Regions from separate parts of the Mus musculus genome. Here all the other regions are linked to region 2. A link is a loop called in an ENCODE intact Hi-C map of the cell type or tissue named here. Cell type or tissue: left cerebral cortex. All regions are shown on one strand.

Region 1 (8,000 bases), 1.8 Mb after region 2:
AACGAGGGAACTGGGTGCAGTTCACTGTCATTTTGTGCTCTTCAAGACTACACTTGGATGTTCCGTATTTTTCCAACTCAAACTGTTGAGAACTGTGACCTAGCCCTGCAAATATATAGGGTACTAACCATTAACCCTTAGTGACTCATGAGTTGTAGTATACTATGAAAAACTCTTCTATGATGACTATCTGGACTTTTCAGTTTCATGTGCTATTTAAACATCAAACTCCCACCAGACAGATTCATTTTACTCTGTGTCTCCGTCTGGGCTGTTAGCTACTGGAAATTTTGAAGTATTACCAAAAGGGACTCTGGTAGATTGTGTTCTGGTTGCCACCGGAATGTATCTTTTCTCAGTTCACCAGTTTCAGGAAGTAGAGTCACACCCCACTTTACAATGTGCTTCGAGATCAGAGATACCCACAATAAGTACAGCTTGTAAACCTTAGTTCAAAACTCAGAAAAAGACACACCTATAGCATAGGGCAACTCGAAAGTAAAAGTGGTTTTACATCTGTTCCTTCCAAGCCCATTTAAACAAACGAGAAGAAAACAAAGAAACAAAATCCCTAGCTATTTCTTTGCTAAGATAAAATATACAGGAAAACGGACAAATCTGGCAATTATTATAGTGAGGTAATGATGAAGTATTAAGACAAATCTTGTATAGAATTTTAGCTTTTGTATGAGTGTATTTATGTGCTAGTGAGTGTAGGTTATTAAACCAGAGAGGATACTGAGTGTAGGTTAAAGAAATAGAGTGGGAAGTGTAACAGGATACATTTAACAAGAAAGTGCAGCGGGAATAATTTGGGCCCAAGGGTTGGGGGCAGTAGATGAGGAAGAGGTGGAGTGTGGCTCAACCAAAATATAGAATGCCAAAATGAAATCCGGGACTTTGTATCCACCAACGCGCTCATGCAAGCCACCCTTATTAAACTCGGTGAGCCTCCCCTCAACCCAGACAAAAACAAGGCGTAAACGTACAGGAGGGCTTATTGGTAAGACTGGTTCAGCGGAGAAGGGATGAGAGAAGATAACATGGTGGGAGCGACTAAAATTCATCATGTACGTGTATAACATCGTCACAGAGTTAAAACGTAAAAATCGAAGACATGAAAATCTTTTCCAAAAAAAGAAAAAAAAAAAAAAAAAAGCGCTCGAGATCGTGGTGGCTCCAATGCGAACCTTCAGTTCTCTTGGGGGTCTCTTGCTTCCTCTTCAGTTTTCCGGGATTTCGTTCCCTACCGGAGTAAACGCGCCCTTGGTGACGCGCTTTGCCTGCGCCCGTGACGTCACTACCTCGCGCCGGCGGCACGTTGGCCCCGCGGTATAGCGGGCTTTACCGAGGGTAAAAATGTCTATGGGTAGTGATTTCTACCTTCGCTACTACGTCGGGCATAAGGGCAAGTTTGGGCACGAGTTTTTGGAGTTCGAGTTTCGGCCGGACGGTGAGCGGCGGAGGGGCTGCGAGGGAGGGCGAGCCGCCCAGGGAGCGGGTTTCAGCGTGTGTGTGTGTGTGTGTGTGTGTGTGTGTGTGTGTGTGTGTGTGTGTGTGTTTCCTTTCTTCTTTATTTCAATTTACTTGTTTAGTTTTGAGAAAGGGCCTTGTTGTGTAGTCCAAGCCGCCCTCGAACTCACGATCCTCCTGCTTCAGCCTCTGGGATGCTGGGATGACAGGCGTGTCACCATGCCCCAGACTCCCAGAAGGGCTTGAAGGGTTTCATTCCAACATTGGAAGACTTTGCTTTTGTAGCAGGCTTGTGCTGTATTTGTGAGAGCAGACATGGGTTATGTTTGTGAGAGGGAAAAAAATGCTGTAAAGTAATTCAGAAAAGCGAATTCTGCCACTCCTGAAAAGTTGAACATATAGGAATCGGAAACTTAGAGCAGAGAACCTGTGCTCCGGGAGTGTTAACAGAATTATCAAGTGATACTCCAGAGGATGCATGGAATCTTTAGGTGACCTCTTTGGCCTACTCGTTCATTCATGGTATGTGTTAAAGCTGCTTTATAGGGGAGGAGCCCCGTGTCTGAACACAGGAATGTGGTATGTGTCAGGTTTGAAATACAGTTCTTCACTAGTGGATGATGGCCAAAGGTAAGGGAGTCAGTGGAAATGCTCCTAGAAGCTCTTTTTGTGCCACCTCCTAGGCAGTCGGCCAGCCTTGTCTAAATGAGTCTGAAAATCTCCTTCCTAGCCACCAGCTGTCAGAACTCTTTCAAGGGGACAATCAATACAAACTTCATACTTTCAGCAAGAAGCAAATGGCCACAGGGGTAGCCGCTGATGCTCTGGGTGAAGAGGGGAAGTGTTGTGTGGTCCCAGTCACAACCAAGGACTGGGGGAATGACAAACAAGCTTTTCCCACAAAACAAGGCTTCTTGACCCAGAGCAGAGTGTACCTGCTGTTGAGTAAGGGGCATACTTCTATAGACCAAGGAGAGCTGGAGAGAGGAATTGCAGGTCTGTTCTTGATATATTATGAATGCCAATCTGAGTGCTTTCAAATTGGTTATTGTAAAAAAATATTGATACTGCTGGACTGAGCCCCTGTCCCTCTGTTTTTGGTCCCAACAAGCTAGCAGAATCTTAAAGCATTTTAGTAACTCTAAAGAAGACGATGTCTGCTAATGAACTATTGAAAAGCCCTGCAACAGTGGCTGTAAGAAATCCAGGAGGAAAGCACCCAAGGTTCAGCATCTACTTACGTCACTTGTCCTTCAACAACACCATCTCCAATGTATTGTTCTCAAGAAGCAACACACTAAGAAAAACAAGGTAGCTACAGAATAAGCTTAACTTTTGGCCTAGAGAATGAAGCTTAAAAAAAAAAAATACCAGGAACAGATTTCCAAGAGACATAGACTGTCCTCAATGAGAGCTTCTACTTTTAAGTCTGAGTCCAGTAAACAGTAAGTGTTTAAGACAAAGAAGTAAATGATCAGACCTTGAAAAACAAAACAAAAAAAGTTTTCCCTGAGTCTTTTTATTGGGGTGGGGGTGGGGGGTTGAGACAGGGTTTCTCTGCAGCCCTGGCTGTCCTGGAACTCACTCTGTAGACCAGGCTGGCCTCGAACTCAGAAATCTGCCTGCCTCGGCCTCCCGAGTGCTGGGATTAAAGGCGTGTGCTACCACGCCCAGCTTCCCTGAGTCTTTAATCCTAGTACTCTGGGGGCAGATGGAGTTTCAGAAAAGCCAGAGCTACACAGTCAAACCCTGTCCCCTCACAAAGTTCCCCATGCAAAAAAGAATCTGCCCCTAGAAGATGAGACACTTGATTGAGATAAAACTGAGAAACCTTCTTGGTTTCTGGGTGAGAGAAAAACCAGAGGAGAGCAGAATGATCAGGGGTTTGTTGGAGCCTCTCCCTGTGTAGTGTAAGGCAATTCTGTCTTGGGACAGCTCTGCCTACCTGCACCAAGAATTTTTATTTTTGAATGTTCATTATGTAGTGGGCAGTATATAAATGTCAAAGCTGAAGGTACTTGGGAGACAAACATTTAACCTACTATAGGACAGTATGGGTTTTACTTAAGTGCTTTATGCATGACTTGCACGAGGTTCTTTGATAGGTAAGGAGAGGATCATGGATTCCAAAAGTTTCAAGCATTTAGGAAGAAGTCAGCATAGCAGTCAGTGTTCCTGCTGTTATTTAGAACTTAATAACTTCACCCTTGTTTCCCAAATTTTGTTGTTGTGGCAGTGGTCTTCTAGTTTTCTCTTTTCTTTTCTTTTCTTTTCTTTTCTTTTCTTTTCTTTTCTTTTCTTTTCTTTCTTTCTTTCTTTCTTTCTTTCTTTTTTTTTTTTTAAGATTTATTTATTTGTTATATATACAGCATTCCACTGGCATGTATACCTGCAGGCCAGAAGAGGGCACTAGATCTCGTTATGGATGGCCATGAGCCACCGTGTGGTTGCTGGGCATTGAATGCAGGATCTCTGGAAGAGTACTGTTCTCTTGACCTCTGAGCCATCTCTCCAGCCCTAGTTTTATTTATTTTTATAAAAAATTAATTGCTTTTTAAAAATTTTATTCCTCTTGTAATTCTGTTCTTGTTCCTCTTGCATTTGAATAACACCAGCTTGTTCTTAGCACCCTGAGTCATTCAAATTAAGACCTCCAACAGTATCAGGAGAATTTTATGTAAGGATTTATTCTCATGCGTCTCTGCCACTGCATTGTTCCACTTACATGGAAAATAATGAACCATGAGATCTACAGTTCCTGAGGGGTACACCCCAGTAGGGTAACCTGTCAGTTTAGCAGATGAGAAAGACATTACAGCTGTATCAGGGCCCCTAACTGACTCACCATGCAGGGAAGCACACACCAGGGGCTTCAGAGGTCTGAAGGATGGGTTGAAATAAAGCAGCTAACAAACTTGGCAGTTCATGTCCTTTGCTTGCTTCCTAGTTTAAAAAAAATTATTAGCAAAATGCACTAATATGAAGGAAAGGAATTAAGAGAGTACTTTGGAACAATAGAGAAAGAGTTGATGCAAAACAGACCTTTTGATACTCTGCAGCTCTGCAAGTTGCTTAACTTGATTTTATCTCCTGTGAAGAGGCGAGAAAGTGAAAGCTGTTCTTGGAATTCCTTTAGAGATTAGATGAAATGTTGTGAGTGCAGTCAGCGTTTACCACTAACATATGACACTGAAGAGAATACTTAGTGCTTAGACATAGTCACTTTGTGTTTAGGGCTAGATTAAGAAAATAAAACTGTTTATTGTGCACAACTTTAATCCCCAAACATAGGAGACAGTGGCAGGTGGATAGATCCCTGTGTGTTCAAGGCTGCCAACCTCATTACACAGTGAGGTCTTGTCTCAAAGGAAGGAAGGAAGGAAAGGAAGGAAGGAAAGGAAGGAAGGAAAGCAAATAGACCTTAACAAACCTGACCCATTTTATGTTGAAGGTATGGAATGTTTTAAGAATTACTAGCCTGCTTTTATATTTATTATTTAGCATTGATCTTGCATGAGAAAAGTAGATATACTAATAAAAGTGGGACTATGAAATTGTCTTTACCTCTAATTACTCATGATGTTCTTTCTTTCTCTCCACACAGGGAAGCTTAGATATGCCAACAACAGTAATTATAAAAATGACGTGATGATCAGAAAAGAGGCAAGTTCTGTTCATTTGTTCATGCATGTGTGTGTGCATGCGTGCAAACATGCTTGACTTTTTTTTCTCTTTCTTTCTTTCTTTCTTTCTTTCTTTCTTTCTTTCTTTCTTTCTTTCTTTCTTTCTTCCTTTTTTGAGACAGGGTCTCACTTTGTAGCCCTGCTGTCCTGGCTCTCACAGTGTAGACCAACCAGACTAGCCTAGAACTCAGAGATCCACCTGCCTCTGGCTAACTTCTTTTTAAATGTCAAATTTTTAACATTTTGTTCATTTATCTTGTCTGTGTTGACTGAAGTTATGTCAAGGGTCTCTTTCAAGAAGAAACTAATTTATAGATTGAAAGGTTTCTATTTTAATTACATATGATTTTAGCTTTTTTTTTTTTTTTTTTTTTTCTGTTTTTTCGAGTCAGGATTTGTCTGTGTAGCCCTGGCTATCCTGGAACTCACTCTGTAGACCAGGCTGGCCTCGAACTCAGAAATCTGCCTGCCTCTGCCTCCCAAGTGCTGGGATTAAAGGCGTGCGCCACCACTGCCCAGCAATTTTAGCATTTTTAAAAAGTTTTTTTTTATTGTGTGTTTGTATGGGTATGCACATGTAACATACATAGTATGCCTGGTAGAAATCAAAGAACAGCTGGTAGAAATTGTTTTTTTTTTTCTCTTACTATATGGGTTCTAGTGATTGAACGCAGGTATTTTTTCTCGGCTTTCTTTACCCACTGAGCCATCCTGGTGGCAGTTTTAACAAAGGAGTCAGCCTAAATACTTACAGCCCATATCATTTAATTCATTTTATGAAGTATAAATTTTTTTCTTAGATGTTTTCTTTTACATTTCAAATGCTATCTTCTTTCCTAGTTTCAATTTTAAATGGAAGGTGAGGAAGTTAGGCTGGGCTTCAAGTGCCAGCTCCTGTGTGCTTGTGCTGTGCCCTCAGTCTACAGCTAATACTGGCCCTGTAACTGTAAGCTGCCTGGTACCCCTACTACCCTGGCAGAATATGGGGCCTCAGAGCAGCTAGTGTGAGCAGATGGCACCTGTGTGTGGTAAAGGACATGGGTGTAGGGAGAGTAGCATTTGTGAGAAGGATGAATTTTATCCTGCAGCTCTGGGGTCAAGTTTACTTTTCACTCCCATTCTGTTTGGATATTTAGGACTTGGAACTGGCTTTTATTATATCTTGCTGAACTGTGGGAAGACAGACAGGCGTTCAAAGATCTTATTGTAACTGACTTTTCAGGCCTATGTCCACAAGAGTGTAATGGAAGAACTGAAGAGAATTATTGACGACAGTGAAATTACAAAAGAGGACGACGCTCTGTGGCCACCCCCTGACAGGGTTGGGCGGCAGGTCTGTGCCTAGTGACTCCTTAAGTGGATAGAGTCAAAGTTGGTAATGTAGTTGCTGTGTTTTCAGGATGGTTTCTTATTGAAACTTTGATTATATAGCTTCATATTCTTTCTAAACTTTTATTTTGGTATTAGATGTTGAAGTCAATGTTCATACATGCCAGGCAAGCCAATGCTCCTTCCAGGTTACAGCTCCCAGCCCTTACTTAGCATCATTTCCTTTGCTGCCTCCAGCTACTACAGGTGTTAGTGCATAGCTCTAAATTTAGACAGTATTCTACATCTTTTCTCTAGCTAGTCCAGAGAAAGTTGGGGTATTTTGACATTTATGAATTATTTATTATGAATGAGCTATTATTAATTGTTTCTATTGTAAGTGCGTACAACATTGCTAGCTAAATTTGAATGTTATGGTTCTTTTCATTGAGTGCAGTGATTCACTTTTTCCAATTGTTTGTTTGTCTTTTAAAATTCATGTATTTGAGTGTTTCAGAGAGAGATCTGATGGATTTCTTTGTTCCAGTGAACCATTGTGTTTGCCTCTCATATTCCCTTCAGAATAATTGATATTTCTCAAAGTGCTCCCAAAGATCTCGGCAGGCCCAATTTCACTCTGTATAGACAGTTTGGTTTCTAAATTGGGTCTTTTCAACCCCTGGAGGAGTAAGGTACAAGGTCGAGAGAGAAGATATTTAATCTCACTTTTGTGTGTTCCTGAGGCTTATACTTTATATGAGCTACTCTTTTTGCCTAGAAGAAAGATCTGTAGAGAGATCTAATATAGCTGAAAGTAGCAGTAACTGTTCTGTGTCAGGAACACAGTGCAGAGCATGGTATAGGGAAGCAGAGGCAGTGGTCTGTGTCCGGCGGGAACCCGAGTTACAGGAATACCACCTTTAGCATAATAGTCACTGGGCATCTGTGTCCACAGAGAACAGTGGAGTGCTTTAAAACTATGGAACCTGCCCTACAGGGAGGATGTGCCATGCAGATTTGTCTGCATTAATAAGTTGATATACTTTTTCACAGGGTGGCTTTGTAATATGCATCAGAAAATGTTGATATTTTCTATTTACCTTTGCCTTAGTAACATTTCTGAACATCAATTCTAGAAAAAGAAATTCAGAAACAGAGTAGGTTGAATTATGTATAAAAATGTTTTTCACCTGGGGAGAGCCAGTGCTCATATCTGTGCAGTGGTGACGTGTTCTCCATGAGGGAGTAGCCTGCATGCTCCAGACACTGCTGCTGGACAATTAAGCCAAGCCTTTGTGACTATTAGAGAATCTTAGCTAGTTTTCACTTGGCTGTATCTCGTGAAGTGCATAGTTAGGCCGTTTGATTAAATAGCTGGGACTATCTTTGATAGCATCTGTTTAAGAGTTTAGTGTAAAATTCATTAAATACGCAGCCCCTTCACTGGCTTTAGGTTTCTGCATAAGTAGTACAGATAAAATGTGTATGATGATAATGATACTGGAGTAACTGGGTTATATTGCATTGTTTTATAAG
Region 2 (8,000 bases):
GACCATTGGGAGTCTTAAATATGTGTGTGGAAATGGTTGGGGAGACAGAAGAAAGACAAACATGAAGTTCAAGGAGTTATTTCACTGGAATATCTCACACATCACATATATGCACACACATGAATAGGAGTGTGCAATTCCAATAGAATAATGATATGAGTTAGTGAGAAGAGGTGATCATCCACAGATGCAGTAGTTCTGTTATTCATTCTGTACTTCCCATTTCATATGCATTAGATCACAAGTGCTTTCTCACTATTCCTTGGTGCAACATACCATGTATTAGCTTAATATATCATGAAATCAATGATCTTCTGTTTTCTGATTTTTACATTTTATTTTTATGTGTATGAGTATTTGTCTGCAAGTGTGTGGGTCCATGGATAGATGTGAGCTACTATGTGCTGCTGAGATCAGAACCTGGATCCTCTGCAAGAGTAGCCAGTGCTCTTAACAGTTGAGCCATCTCTCCAGCCAAGTTTTCTGATTTAACTGTACTAATCATAACACTTCAGCAATAGCATCAACATTGACCATGTTACCTGTCCAAACATTTTATAATAATATGCATTCTATGTAGATATACAATAACAACTTCCCCAACACATATAGTTCAACCATTTGATTTTGTTTTTAAAAAAGTGTAACAGGTAGTTGAACATAGGATTATAAACTATAGTTATTCAGACTTTTATAAATGTAAATACTCTTTCAGGTATTTACATATAGTATATGATTATATTTCTCAATGTTTTCTTTATAGAGAGTTTCCTCTTTAATGTAGTTATAAACATAAATGTTCTTCCATATAATTGGATTTGTTTTCTAACTTAAAACATTTTTTTTAACTCATGATTTAGTCACTTTTAAACCATGCCTACAAATGATGCATCTTTCTCTGGTGGCCTTTATACTACCTTCAGATTATTTCTAAAGCATCAGTAACTACTAGTTCTCTTGATTTCCATACCATGAAGCCTAGCCCCTTCCAAATCCTCGGACTAGAAGTAATTCCTTTGCATTCAAGGCTGGAAGGTGCTGTGAAGAAGACATAATAAACTCTCAGAATATTGACTGTGTACTCCATACTACTGAAATTAAAAAGTTTTGAGGACACTTACAGGAAATGTATATTAAGATGGGTTCTCATGTGGCTCAAGATGGCCCTATATCCCCTACAAACACATCAGTGGGTTCAAACTAGCAACTCTTCCAACTCAGTCTCTCAAGTATTAGAATTACAGGTATGTAACACAGTGCCCAGTGTTTTCCCTAAAGCTCTCAAATTAATTACAGCTATCAAGATAGAGGTGGATTATATTAAAACTACAAAATAATACAGTCTATTTCATAGTGAATTAACTTTTATGATACAGGCTAGATATTAATGAAAAGAAGAGTATCACTGTTTTCTCCAGTCCACCTTGACATATAAGTTTAAGATTTCACCATGGAAGATAAAGAATGTAAAAGACGGGAGGAAGAAGGGTGCTATGAAATGAAAACTTTAAATATTATACAGCTGTTGCACACAAGAGCTCACAGAAGCTGTGATGACATACATTAGACTAGTACCATATCAAACCAGTTCAATGACTCCATCATGGAATAAGGTGGGGGGGGGGGAGGTCCTGAGGCCCAACTCTGAGCTAAGGAGCTATAAGCAGATGGCTACTGTCCCTTTTCTTTAGAAATATGGATGATTCAACTTAGTGGATTAAAAAAATACAGAATTAAAGCAGGCTATTATATAGGGAAATAATGTAGGAGCCAGCTAGAGTGTCAACACTGAATGTAAGTCTTCAGGCACTGAACAGATTATTGTTAAAAGCAGTGTCTTTCAATGTTCTGTAAGTTTGCCAAGTAGGGTAGCTGGCCAGTGAACCCCAGGGATCTGCCTCTGTCTCTCCTTAGCACTGGGATTGCAATCATGCTACCAACCCTGGCTTACTAGGCTCTGGGGATCAAATTTGGGTCTTCAGGCTTTTAGAGAATGTACTTTACCGAATAAAGTAAGTTTCCAGGTCTTTCTCTTTGTGGTTGCTCTTTCTGCCCTACTACAATTGGAATTTTCTGATGCTTTAAAACATCAGGTATATTTCTTTATTAATAAAACATCTACTAATTTTTCCTTCAGAGCACTTATTTAGCCAAACGATTTTAGCAACTGGAAGCTTAGACAAAATGCCTTGGGACTTTTCTGACATTTAAAATGTTACCTGGCAAATATGAAGCCTATTGCTGACACAGCTCAGTAAACCTAGTAATCAAAAGGTGATGGCAGAGAGATCATAAGTCTTGAGCTAGCCTGGAATACACAGCAATTTCCAGAGAAACCCTATTGAGAGAGAAAAAGAGAGGGGGCGGGGAAAAAAATAAAAATAAAACAACAGAAGTGAGACATTCAGGTTCACAGGCTTTTTCAGAATTAAACTAATGAGGAGACACACATTATTTCCTTCTAAAATTTTTATTCTTAACCAATGGATTCTTTTGCTTTTGTTTCTTTGGGGCAGTGTTTTTATCATGTGGCTCAGGCTGTCCTTGAACATATGGCAGTTCCAATTCAACTTCCAGAGTACTGGAAAAACTTCCGTGTGCTACTATGTCTGGCTCTCACTGGATCCTTCAGTTATCTTTGAATATCAGGAAATTTTTCTGAGAAGAGCTTGGAAACTAGCAATTTTCAAAGAAAGCCAGCAAAGGGAATTTTAAAACAGCATGCACTGTCTTAATATGTGCTCACAGGAACAAATAACAGAGACAATTCCATGCCAAGCCTGTAACAATATATATTCATCTACATGAGTTTAGAAAGGATACAATTACATTTATACGTAAGAAAAATCACAAGTAGAGATGAAAATCATTTCTAAGCTACAATAGGCAGAATACTTCCATATTAATATATATTAATATTATCAAGCAATAACAGCTGAGTGTTTGATTTAGATTTTAATCCAACAAGACTTTTGGTCATTTGATTGGTGGTAGACATAATTACCTGGGGAGCTTTTAAAAACAAAATATTTTAATTAGATTTTAATGGAAGAAAATCATATATATGATTTAGAAGAAATCACGTTAGATTAGTAACAAAAACAAACGAAGCCTCGCTTTTCCTGTACCTATCCCCATTTATTTTCTCTAGAAATAACCACTTTTAGCTTTTAGATGTTTCTGCATTAAGTTTCCTAATCATAGATTATGTTGCTTTTTATATATTGGACCTTTGTTTATTTTATTATTATTATTTTTGTAGTGCTGGGTATCAAACTTAAGAGTCTCATGAATGATAGGTCCACAAGATAAGTCTATATGATAAATCTACAACTTAACCAAATTTCCTGTCCTCAGGAATAGATCTTGATGTACTTTGCATCTTTATACATATATCTTTTTCAACTTCCAGCCTTCCAATGTTACATAACTATTTCTTGTTAAGTAAGAACTTATATTACAGGTACAGTACTATTCACATGAGGTATGACAGAATAATTTTTTATTATTTTATTTTTCTTGGGGTTTCTAATTACTTGTTTTAATTTCAAAACAAAATACAATTACTAATTCACTCCAGGCTTGGATAAAAACTCCAGCATACATTCACACACACACCAGATATTAGCTCCTTTTCAGTCACTGAGAAAATTCCATCTTTGGACATTTACTATTTAGGTCATGTGGTTTCCACCTCCATTTAGCAGTTAGAAACATGGCTGTCCATAATCAACGAAATCTCCTTTCTGTTCACAAATTACACGTTTTACGCTCTCACTCCACAAAGGGCATCACCATTCCATTTAGTTTCTTGTCCCTCCACTTGTCAAATGTATTTCCTCAAAAAAAAAAAAAAAAAAAGTTTGTAACATCTGCATTTTACTCTGTAACTAAAATTAAGCATTCTCATTCTCTTTAAAGTAGAAAGCCACATCTGGTCTATTTGCATTACTACCAGGGAATAGTCAATTCCTGTGAGGCAATTGGACTTTCTTTCCTTTGGAACCAACGTCTCTTTGAAAGGAACATCTTCACATAGTCCCACTATTTTTTTTCAAAATCTTGCTGGCATATTTGGGGAGTATATTTTCCTGTAGTCTGACTTTGACCCAGATTCAATATATCCTCTTGTGGGAGGAAGAGAGATGCAATGCTTTTTAAGTCACATTCTTGACATAACAGGCTTCTTATTCAATGTCTAGCTTACAGTCCAGTATTCTCAAAGATTAATTCAGAACGTAAGTTTGGTGTAAATCTGTGTTCTTGAAAATCTCAGCCTTCCTTTCTCATAATGCATCTTGTGCCCTTTGTCATATCCTAAGACTTGCCAGGAATTTACAGATGAGTGGTTCCTTGGATACTTCCTTGGATAGCTCCTCTGATGCTGGAACAACATCCTTGCTTAACCCAGCTAGCTTTCCCACCTCCAAATCCCTGATAGGAGAGGTTGGGAGCCGACTGCCTGTGCGCAAGCCAGCTCTCGCAAGATTGCACGTTCTTCTCGCGCTTCTTGAAGGTGCCGCGGGGCGACCTGGGAAGCGGCCATCTTGCGGTCCCGGGTGGCGGGGCAACGCAGACAAGGCTCTAAATGTGTACCTGCAGGCGGATGTTGAGGATCACGGAGCCCGCGATGTAGAAGTACGGGAAGTTCATGCGCAGCTGCCAGGCCAGCTCGAAGAAGGCGAGCAGGGTGCGGGACAGCCCCTTGCAGAAGACACCATACGGGGTGGCGGCCGCAGGGCCCACTGCCCTGAGCGCTAGGGCGGACGGGGCGTCGGCGGGACCCATGGCGTTGTCCCACCAGGCCGAGGGTCTCCGAAGCTCCGTGCAGTTCCCGAGCCAGATGAGCCGTGGCCGGGACGAAGCGGCCGCCGCTTTCGCCCCCACTGCCAGCGGCCGCCGCTCCCTCCGGGTGGCGCGGGGCGGCGTGGGCTCCGCCTCTTCCTGTCAGCTTCCCGAGGAAGGTTGGCTGCTGGCAGTTATGTAACTGCTAGGGACAGGGGATCTCCGTGCCGCTGTCCCTTTAAAGGGCAGAGCTCCGTGAGCTGATGTAATTTAGCCAACATTTAGTACACATTTTGCAAGGATCAAAGGTCGAGGAAAATAACTGTGTCTGCTCAATATTCATGTAACATTCACTGAGACAGTAGGACAAAGTGATCTATCACCTTATGTAAGTGTATACGGGCATAGAGTCTGCATTTGTAACACACCATAACTGAAAACGTCACCGTATTAGGTTATGCGTTTACCTGTGTATTAGGACTATTTATATTGCAAGTGACAAATCAAAAAAAAAAAAAAAAATTACCCACTTTTGTGGAGGGCATGTGTATGAACATATATATGGAGAGAGAGGCAAAGAGATGTGTTTCTACTTAATATAAACCCATTGAAAGTTAAGATTAGGTATAGATTCCAGCTTTTTGCATGCAATTGGATTAGTGAGAAACCTAAGGTAGACTCTTAAGGACCAAGATACTAATTTTTATGTTCATGTTTTTTGGTACCCTATAGAAATACCAGTCTCCATTATTCACATTTTATTTCTGGCATTTATGTAATGCACTTCCATTGTTTTTGTTTGTTTCAGTAATGCCCCAGTTTAGCCTCATTTACATATTATGCATGTATGTTAGTTTCTGAGCAGGACTTTCAGAATACAGTATACTTTTAAATGTCATTGTTAGATTTTCTCATATCTGACACTGACTTGCGTGTATGTGTTATATAGTTGAAGAATCCCCATGCTCTGAGAGTGTCAGCTTGAAAGGACACTTCAATTTCCCAAACTTCAAAGGACAGTCTATCCGAAAGTGAACTCCACTTTGCACTGCAGGAGGATTTCTGGTTAGATAAAAGGCAGCATTCCTTTAAGAACTTGTGTACTGTGTTCCTATCTGCCTAAAGGAGCATCTATTTCCCTTACCTCTGGCAAAAGGGACTGTGGTTCTCTTGTTAACATATACCTTTGGCCCCTGTCTAGTCATATCAAGATCCCTTGCCTCCAGGCTTCTTCAGTCCCCACTCAGTTATGTATTCCCAAGCCATGATGCCCATCTGCTGGCACTTCCCTCAGTCTAGCTACTCTTCTGTAACCAATGTTAGTCTCACCTCGCTTTCTCTATTCTCTATCCAGTTATTCTCCCCTCTCTCACAGATAGCCCTGGCCATAATCCAGTCTGCTGGCCATGTTTATTCTACTTTTTCTCTTTGCTCTAAACACTTCCAGTTGCCACTGGCTATTCACTTAAATCCTCAATAAAATCTTCCCATGCCATGGAGTAGTCAAGTCATCTGTTTATACATAGAGCATTTCTGTTTCTCAGCAAACTACATATAGGGCTGGTGCAAATAACAAGACATTGTGGAAGTTGGAAAACTTGAAGAAGAGTGCCCATTTATGCTTCTTTTCTGCTATTGTATCAATGCTAAACCAGTAGAGAAACGATTCCCCTAACCAAAGAATAGAGAAAAAAAGAGTATTTTAGGATGAGTGACCAACTCAGAAACACAATGTACATAGTTTTTCTGCACAGGAATAATTTATTATGAAATCGGAATCCATGGAGCTGGTCAACATTGACGTAAGTTAGTAAGAGCCTGGATCTCCCACTTAAAATAGCACAGAATCAGTCAACTCACATGCTTACACCACCTGACCCATCCCTAGCTTCCACTGGTTCTTGCCCTTGTTAATTCCATGAAAAGAACTGCCTTTTACTTTCAGGGAGTGGGGAATATAGCAGCCATGCACTAACTAGTTAAGTGGCCATAGTGAAGATTTACTCCTGTAGAAAATGATAAAGAAGAGTCTTTAAAAAGCTCCCAATCCCACTTTTTTCTCAAGAGAGATTGGAATCAGACACTTAAGAGGGCTGTGGTTTGCCTTCTATCCCTTGAACTTGATCCTTGATAGCCTATTTCACACCTGCTGCCAGGTAGGTGCATGTCAACAACTGATCAAATGTAGCAGATGATGAAAATAATTTCTCTAGATGGTAATTCTCTTGATTTTACCCAATCTTTTGTTTCCTTAACTTTGATTCTTCCTAAAGCTTGCTTTAAAATGGTTTGTTTAGCTGGATAATCATTTGAGAATGTTTAAGGTGAGCCACAATGGTTCTGTGTAGAACCATATTCCTAATTATTTATTTAAGAATTTACTAATTAAATCCACTAGGAAAGAAATCCATTCAGATTGAAAGGGTTGGGTTCTAGTGATTGAAGACCATAGACCAGGAAAAAAAAATATGAGGTGTCTGAATACCTCTATACTAATCATTTGTATATAGCATGACTATGTTATATACAGAAACAGTTTGATATTTAGTGGAAATTTCTGCAGCTGTTTAGTCAAATCCTTTGAAAGGAAAACGTTTTCAAGTGGATGCAAGTAATTAGATGCTGTAACAGCACTAGGCAATTTATGGGACTATACTATAAAATCAATTTTTTTGTAAATAACATTTGCTTCATAGTAAATGTCTAGCACCCTGTTATATTTTTGGAAAGAGTAACATCCTTCTGCCCTTTTGGTCACTTATTCATTCTGGGGATGAGCAATTTGAGTCATGCTTCACTAATGATGCAATGGAAAATTGCATGGTACTTGGCATGAGAGAAATCCTTGGTTAGCTAGCAAAACTATTGTGTAGAAAGAAATAAAAGCAAATAAATTTCTAAATCTACTTGTAAAAAGGTTCTAAGAGAGCAGGGTTTGGTTTTAGTTTTTAAAAATAAATAAATAAAAAGAAACAGAGTATCAGTGTGTTGCTTACTCCTATCACCTCAAAGCCTCACTATTGCTACATCCAATACCAAACATTCATTGCAAGCCATTTGGGGATTCATTTAATGTCCTAACTACAGCAAGGTCAAAGGGGTATTTTTAAAAAAATAAGTGTTGAATCTTTCATTGCCTGGAGGAAAACATGAATACCATATTTAATGTCTCGGTTTTACTATCCTGAGAGGATAATGGGAATGTATCAAACAAC
Region 3 (8,000 bases), 1.7 Mb after region 2:
CTTGTGTACTTGAATATAGTATTAAAAGTGTGAATGAATTTGTCTGATCATAGATATTTGTACAGTTAGTATTTTTAAAAATAACTTTGAGAAGGAAAGAAACACCATCAACTGTGTGAAAACAGACTTGAGAATCTTGCCCATCTTCCCCCTTCTGCTGTTATCATTGACTTCCCCTCTTTTCTTTGTGTATCTGTTTTGGTTTTGCACTTTTACTTATTTATTTATTTATTTATTTTTGAGATTGGTCACATGAAGTAGCCCAAACTGGCCTTGGCCTCACTCACCTTGTAGCAGAGGATAACCTTTAACTCTTTGTCATCCTGCCTCTATCTCCCAAGGGGCAGGATTACAGGTGTGCACCACCATTACAGGTGTGCACCACCACATTGGGCTTAGTGGTTTTTTTGTATCAGTTTCTTCCAGAGCCTCCATGTGTGTATCTTTATTTATTTGTGTATATCCAGAGTTTTTGAAAGAAACAAAATCCTCTCATGTAAATCCTGATGTAGAGGCCATACCGTTTATCCAAACCGGACTTCCCTGTGTTGACATCTGAAACATCAGTTTTTTTTTTTTTTTTTTTTTTCTCATTTGCTCTGCAGCTCACATTAGATTGGCTTTAAGGCTTAGGAGCTCATCAAGGAAAGCTAAGAGGTTGGTGCAAGCCCATCCTTGCGCCACTCAGAACCACAGTGTCTTCTCACTCAGAGGTAGTAGACCTGGCTTGTCCATTCCTTAGCTTTTCCCTTCTAAGTGTAGTCCTGCCAGGTTTTGGATTTCACTGAGTGTTGATGACTGTCTCATGCACTTCCTTGGTTTAGGCCTATCCATTTCCTGGAGATACTAAATTTGACATTCATCATTGATCCCAGCAGTCCTGTTTGGAGTTTACAAAATTTAGATTCTTTTTCTTAATGAATTTTCAAGTGAGGTACTCTAGAGAAATTACCCATGACAGAGGATAGAAAATAGTAGTCAGTCAACTTTAGCAAATGCCAGAGTTTCCTTCTCAGCTGTTGAAGACAGCAGCAGGTTAACCCCTTGGTGTGAAAAGGGTCTGTTGTGGCCTGTACAGAACTGGGGTGAGACAGCATCAGTTCTGCCATTACTCTGGACTTCTGGCCAGCCCTATTTGGCCACCTGATGACAGTTTCTTTATATCTTTGTAAGTTGATTACTAAGAAGGAGCTACTGTGTTCCTCATTAAAGTTTGCCTAATATTTTAAAGTACTAGAATTGATAAGATGACCCAGCTTACCGGTTCTTTCTCTGTGGCTCTTCCTTTGCACATTGGTAATGTCTGGGTAAATAACTGGAATGTGTTTATGTGTTTTTTTTTTTTCCCTAGTTGATGGTTTGCATTTGTTTTGAGGCGTACACCTGTTGCCTCTTGAATGAATGTGAAGTGCTCTACCAACTGAGCCAAATCCCCGGCCCTGGGAACTTTCTGGAGCTTTTTTGTTTTTAGCCCATGCTGGCTTCAGACTCCTGATCTGTCTGCTTTTACCTCCAAAGTGCTGGATTTATAGGCATACGCAGCTGCCTTTCTCTTGGAATTGAACCTTTACCAGCATGTTTTTCCTCAACTACCTTTCTCAGTTCTAATTCCTGCAGAGTTGTCCAGGCACATGGCCATCCCTTGAGTTCTTGGTAAAAAGTCTGAACAAAAGAAAAGCTCAGGCTTGAAATAATCTCTCTTTATCAGAATTCCACTTTTTTTTTTAGTTTTTATTTTTTTGAATTAAGCCATTAATGGTTTACTCAAAGGTGTTTAGGCTTTGTGTAATGATACCAGGGCCTTAGTGATAGATTTAGCTCTTTGTAGGTCAGGTGCTAACATATCTGCTTAATCCCGCCTTTTAGCCACCAAAGTCCTTGGCACTGTCAAATGGTTCAACGTCAGAAATGGATATGGATTTATAAACCGGTATGTGTCTGCATGTCTTGTACCTACTTTGTAGCAACAGCAGCTACAAATCCATTGTTCCACTTTATTAATGGGTTGTATATATACATTTTGAGATTTCTAAGCATGGTAAATAGTTTTATAATAGTTTTATTTCTAAGCTTTTGGTCATTAAATATTAATATGCATTCCTAGAATATTCATATACTCTAGTGTTTAGGACAGAGATTAGAATTGCAGTCAGAAATGAAAAGAACATTAGGTAGTCCATGTCCATAATTTCACAGATGGAGAAAAAAAGAACCTGGTTAAGCAACTTTACTTAAGGTCACAAACTAGAGAGTAACTGAGCTGGGCTGTGAGCCCTGTTCTGGTCTGCTCCAAGTCCTGTGAGGAAAACAGTGTTTAAACTTCGGTGACTTGTGACCATATCGGAATTCAGGTAACCACAGGCCACTTGGAGACACAGAGATGTATTTTACAGGGTGTTGATGTGTTTCTGTTTTCTTGCTTTTTAAAACCAATTCCTCCAGTTTCTTATCTGTCTGGGTTGTGTGGAGGTTAGGGTGGGGTGGTGGGAAGGTTGTTTTAAGTTTCAGTGTAAGGAGAGCCTAGTTCACAGCTGTGCCCTGTCCTTTTGCCTGTCTTGCTTCGGCTGGGAGGGAAATTTAGGGCTCTGATTACACAGCATGTGATTGAGAAAGACGCGAGAGCAAATGAGTGTTCCTGTGTGTGTGGAATCCAATGCTTGGACATTGCAGTCTGGAGCGGGGAAGGGGCATCTGGGAGAGATGAGGGTTATGGGAACTGATTCTTGGCATCTGTTTTGAAAGGACAAACTATTTAAAAGGTGGTTTTTTTTTTCTCTTTAGGCTTCGGTCTTTATTCATAGTGCCTTTGATGTTTGAAGTGTCTCTGAATGCTCAGCCCCTTAAATTGTGATTTTCTTTTTTCTTTTTCTTTTTTTCTTTTCCTCTGCCTCCCAACAGAAATGACACCAAAGAAGATGTGTTTGTACACCAGGTAAGAGGGATTCTAGCAGTATACATTGACTGTGTGAGCCCTGTAAATGATTGTCGTGTCTTGAACTCATTTTAGAATGAGAGCTAGTTCAACATTATTCAGAGTGGCAGATAAACCTTCCTGTCCCACTATATAAACTGTTTTCACACATTTGGGTTGTTTTCAAGTTTGAATGAAGTCATTTTCAGTTAAATTACTTTCTGGTTTTTAAAGTCTGTGAGTCGTTAGCAAAGGGGGAAAAAAAAGGAAAAAAAAATCTGCTTCCATGTCAGCACTGGCCTAATGGTGTGGTTCTCCTTGGTGCTTGGCCAGAACCAGCCTGGCTTTTTGCCTGAGCTCGTGTTGGCTAAAACTTCTTTGATCTGTGAACAGCACCCAGAAGACGATTAGATGTATGTAGGCCTCAGACATGAGAAAGCTTCCATTTCTTAGACAATTTTCCCTCTTGTTGGTTGAGACTTATTTAGTACATGTCCAAGTCCAAGGACAGTTTCCTGTGTCTCAGTCCTCAGGTGTTCTCTATTATTGTCCTAGATTGTTTGCTTTATAAAGTAGGTTAAGAGAAGTCACACCCGTTCTTGATGTTCCTTTTGTATATTCGGTCTGAAAGAGAGGCCTGCCACTTTAAGAATCTTGCCAGAAATCGTGGCATTGGCCATGGACCTGTACAGCTGCCATGCTGCATGTGGTCCCTCGGGTTTGAGTGTGTGTGTGGTGGGCTGCAGTTTGGCAGGTGGAGATAGCCACATCTCAAGCTATATTTTCCATCCTTGCTAGGTCTGCTCTGTGGGTTAGGTTTCTGTTGTACCTAGATGATTGGAGTGGCTTTGTTGAGATAGACGACTTAGAGTCCTGGCAGTGTGAAAAGGGAGTGTTGGAGGTTAATGATCTTTGGGAGAAGCGCCCTGTTCAGTGAGGCTGGGAGAAAGGGCCTTCCATGCTGGTGGCCGTCCTCCTCGCCTGTGAGCTAATGACCCGATTCCAGCCCCATGAGGCTGTGTAGTGAGTCACTTCAGTGTGTTGAGGCCTGCCCAGTTTAACAGGAAAAAGGGAACGAGCCGGCAGGGAGGGGCTGTTTTTTTGGAATGGCTAAATGTTCATGCTGTGCGCGCATACATCCTGTCCTGAGCTGCCTCCTTGTGGAGTGGGTGAGGTCTCTGCCCTATTGGCTCACTTTTCCCCCCTCTTCTCTCCCTCCTACTCAGAGTAGAGGAAGGCTGGATTACACATGTCTAATCGCTTTATAAAATAAGGTTGACCTAGTTCCATAGAAACTCCCCAGCCCTTTAACCGTTTAGAGATGCCAGCCAGGGAAATGGAAATTTGTTGAGGCTTCCTCCTCTCCCTTTATTTGAAAAAGAGAAAGAGCCTTTTCTTAAGCAGATGATCGAGGTGCAGATGTCTTATGTAGATTGGTTCTTGAGTTCCCTAATGCTGGTGTGTGAGGGTGTGAGGTGTAAAATGCTGAACATTCCCATAGTGTAAGGATACAAATCTTCTACTTGCTCTTAGCTTTGTGACCTCACGTAAGTCACCACCTCATGTTTTCCTCTTCCATAAAGTGGAAGACCTTAAAGGTCAAATTACACTTGTGTGCCATCAATCCTGAAATGAATCTGGTTTATTATGTTACCAGCGTATTATTTATCTCATTGATATCTCCTTTTTATCACTATTTAATGTGCTCATTTATTTCTGTGAGACAAGGTTTTACTTTGTGTACAGTGGTCTTGAAGGTTCGGTTGCCCAGGTTGGCCTCAAGATCATCATAATTCCCCTGCTTCATCAAGTGCTGACAATTCCAAACATGAGCCCTTAAGCCATCTTTCTGTATCTTTGAGAAAGAATCTAGTGTTAAACTCCTGATCCACCTTCCAAATGCTAGTGTTGCAGGCACATATCACTATATCAGCCACACTAACATTTTAATTTCTTTTTATTTATGTGTGTGTGTGTGTGTGTGTGTGTGTGTGTGTGGGGTTATATGCAAATATGTGCAGTGCTGGTGGAGATCAGAAGAGGATATTAGATCCTCTGGAGTTATAGGCAGGTGTCTACATAATGTGTGTATGGGAGCCCAGCTCAAGTCTTTCTTTGCAAGAGCAGTGTGTGCTCATAACTACTGAGCCATCACTCCAACATGCCACCCACCATGTATAAGCTTCTGTAACCAAACCATGCCCATGTTTATACAAGGTCTCATGTAGGCATTTTTGCCCTCATGGAAGGAGCTAGAGAGAAAATCTCAGGAGCCTCTTGGCTTGATCTAACAGCCTGAGTCAATGTCTTGACTGAGTGACTGCATCTCTCTACTACTGACTGGGATATGATTGGGGTACAGTTTGAAGCGTCCTACAAATCAGGAAAGACATGTACACTGTGGTGTAAGGGTGTTTAGAAATGCAGGTTAATGGAAGAATGGGGGAATTTGTTTGTTTTAAGCAAAATATAGATATTATCTGGCTAACATGAAATTGATGAACACATTTCAGTATTGGAATGCACCTCCAATGGTATTTTCTGTTTCCTTGGCAGACGGCCATCAAGAAAAACAACCCACGCAAGTATCTGCGCAGTGTGGGGGATGGAGAAACTGTAGAGTTTGATGTAGTTGAAGGAGAAAAGGTGAGAAGCTTTGTAATGAAAGTGTGTCTGCACATAGTTTTATTGTATAACATGTGGCCTTTCAGCCTCTGAAATAATATTTAATTTTTTTGTGATAGGAGGAAGTGGAAGCAGAAATATTTTTACTGGATGCCATTATAAATATTCAGTATGCTATATATTTTAGTTTCTTGTTTAATAAAGGAACTCTGGAATAAAGCCTCCAAAATGTAAGACACATTTTAGTTTGGACCTCACACTGTTTTGGTCCAGACATGTAACCCAATTAGTAGAGTGCTTGCTTGGCATTCATGAAGCCCATGGTTCAGTTCCTAGCACCACATAAACTAGGCATGGTGGTCCGTGATCCCTGCACTAGAAAGGCTGAAGAAGGAGGAAGAATGTTGCAAGTTTGAGGCCAGTCTATGCTACACAGTAACATTCTGTCTCAAAAGTATACCCCTAGCACCTCGAGGACAAAAACGTTTGACTGCAGCCAATTAAGCCGACCAGCTTTCTCTCTTGGTGGATCCTGGTGTGCAATGGCTGCATACAGCAGCCTCCTGGGTTGTGTATGCTGCCTATTTCTTGTATAGGTTGCTCTAAGGGACCCAGGAGATAAAACTTTCCTTGTCTCTAATCTCACACTGTCCAGAATTTAGGCTCCAGACAGGTATGCAGGATGACTTTGGGAAGCACCAGGGCTTTGATAGCTAGGATTCACCCTGGCCAGATCATGATATACTTCTGCACCTAGCTGCATAGTAAAGAATACGTGATTAAAGTCGCAGACAGGCCAGGCTCACATTTCCCTGTCTCTAGAGTATCCTATATATCAAAGAAGTAGGGCTTTTTTTTTTTTTTTTAAATCCAGATTTGTTGCAGGTGAATTTGGTGATGTGGTAGCTAGGGATATAGCTCTGTGTTAGAATACTTGCTCATAGCATGCTTGAATTCTCAGCTTCATTGCTTACCTCTTAGAGAAAAAGAAAAAGTCAATGTCAACAGTATAACAGGAAGGCCTAAAGGAGGGCTATGTGGCGACTATTCCTATATCAAGGGCTTTGTCTTCCTTATTTCTGCCAAGCTAAGCAGTAACTCAGATGGTTAGAGCAGCCGGAGCTAACCACTCAGGATTCCAGTAGTACCTTGGGGTACCACAGGGTTTAGCATGTGCTAACGTTTCATAGTATTTTGTTTCACTTCCATTGAAGTATCTTGTATTCATCATTCATTCATGTTTGATGTATGAACTGCTTCTAACTTGACTGACCAGACAAGGGGGTGGGTGGGGTGTCTCAAGCCAGAGGTCAGGGACCCTAACATCACAGTAGGGGTTCTTAACCCTGTAGCTGACTGCTCCTGGAAGGAGGTTACTTGGTTTCTTTTAAATTTGGAGACTTTTGTTTTCTTCAGGGTGCTGAAGCAGCAAACGTGACTGGCCCAGATGGAGTTCCTGTAGAAGGGAGTCGCTATGCTGCTGACCGGCGCCGGTACAGACGCGGCTACTATGGCAGGCGCCGTGGACCTCCCCGTAATGTATGTTCTCTGTGTCCCTAATTATTGATCGCAAATGTTCCCATATTTAAAACTGAATGAACTTAGGAACAGATAAATACCGTATTTGAAAGCGCCATATTCTAGAGATAAGGCACGTGATCATTTTTTGGAAGGAAATTTTTAGTGCCCAGAGTTTATTCATAGCTACAGGTCCCATTGGAAACTTGCCAGTCAGAAGTTGTGTCATTTAGGATAGAGTTGGCTGCAAGTAACAGACATTCACTTATCTCGTAACCAGATTTGACAAAGGTGCCAAGTTGTCCAAAGGCTTTGTCTTCCTTTGGCCAGATCCTCATTTTGTGGTATTTACTGGCACCAGGATTGGGGTTCCCATCACAGCTATGCAGCCTGTTTCCTGCCTTGATGCTGAGACAGCTGGCCTCAAGAAAGTCTGCGTTTGTCTGGCAAGAAAGAGTGGGGCTATCTTAGGAATCACGGTGCATGCTTGCCTCAGATGTGTTGAGTGACACGCCTCGGTTAAGGGGCTACTTGGTGTAGCCTTTTGTTCTTACTTAGTTCAAAGTAAAGTGGTGCGAAATTACAGATCTTTAGGCATTTGGATTAGTCTCTGTCTGTTGAAGCATCTTTAGGTGAAGTGAATCTGGCTGGAACATTCTTAGATTAAGATTAAAGGAATATTCTCAAGGTAAACACAATGAACCCATTTGTGGAGCTTGCTAGATTTTCATTAAGAAGGTGTGGTAATATAATGATACATATTGTTAACATGGAATCTGGTGCCAGAGCCACAGGCTCAATAGTCAGGGATCTCTGAGCACAGTAGGGTAGGAAAGTTACCTGTGTCACACAAAGAAAAACTCAGAAGAAAATCTCAAAAGAACAAAATGTCTTTAGATTAGCTAGTTACGGTGGCTCCTGTTTTTAATCATAGTACTTGAAGGGT

The links. A loop is a pair of places that touch in the nucleus more often than their neighbours do. Peaks named below come from ENCODE experiments on the same cell type or tissue, not always from the same donor. Only the 100,000 strongest peaks of a DNase experiment are listed, where the experiment ranks them.
Region 1: a loop joins it to region 2, with 4 times the contacts of the local background. A loop is called at or near these places in 3 of 42 quality-filtered maps.
Region 3: a loop joins it to region 2, with 5 times the contacts of the local background. A loop is called at or near these places in 2 of 42 quality-filtered maps.

Annotation. Positions count from the first base shown.
Region 1 is chr6:131,286,525-131,294,524 of GRCm38, reverse strand. It overlaps Magohb (mago homolog B, exon junction complex core component), which reads left to right and starts at 1,281. Exons shown (of 5, transcript NM_025564.2): 1 at 1,281-1,453; 2 at 5,078-5,136; 3 at 6,379-6,489. The coding sequence starts at 1,360. In left cerebral cortex, a CTCF peak has its summit at 3,891 (motif pointing right); DNase peaks (open chromatin) are centred at 1,287, 1,636, 2,168, 3,903 and 2 more places; H3K4me3 peaks cover 1,743 bases; H3K27ac peaks cover 930 bases.
Region 2 is chr6:133,102,202-133,110,201 of GRCm38, reverse strand. It overlaps Smim10l1 (small integral membrane protein 10 like 1), which reads right to left and starts at 4,963. Exons shown (of 3, transcript NM_001271583.1): 1 at 4,597-4,963; 2 at 2,220-2,338. The coding sequence starts at 4,788. The coding sequence ends at 2,261. In left cerebral cortex, no CTCF peak of the experiment used is centred here; DNase peaks (open chromatin) are centred at 4,513 and 4,963; H3K4me3 peaks cover 1,840 bases; H3K27ac peaks cover 1,589 bases.
Region 3 is chr6:131,378,433-131,386,432 of GRCm38, reverse strand. It overlaps Ybx3 (Y box protein 3), which reads left to right. Exons shown (of 10, transcript NM_139117.2): 2 at 1,867-1,930; 3 at 2,899-2,932; 4 at 5,468-5,557; 5 at 6,953-7,075. Gm22362 (a small nucleolar RNA gene) reads left to right here and starts at 6,027; the gene lies at 6,027-6,160. In left cerebral cortex, a CTCF peak has its summit at 4,034 (motif pointing left); DNase peaks (open chromatin) are centred at 798, 3,304, 4,007 and 5,484; H3K4me3 peaks cover 56 bases; H3K27ac peaks cover 819 bases.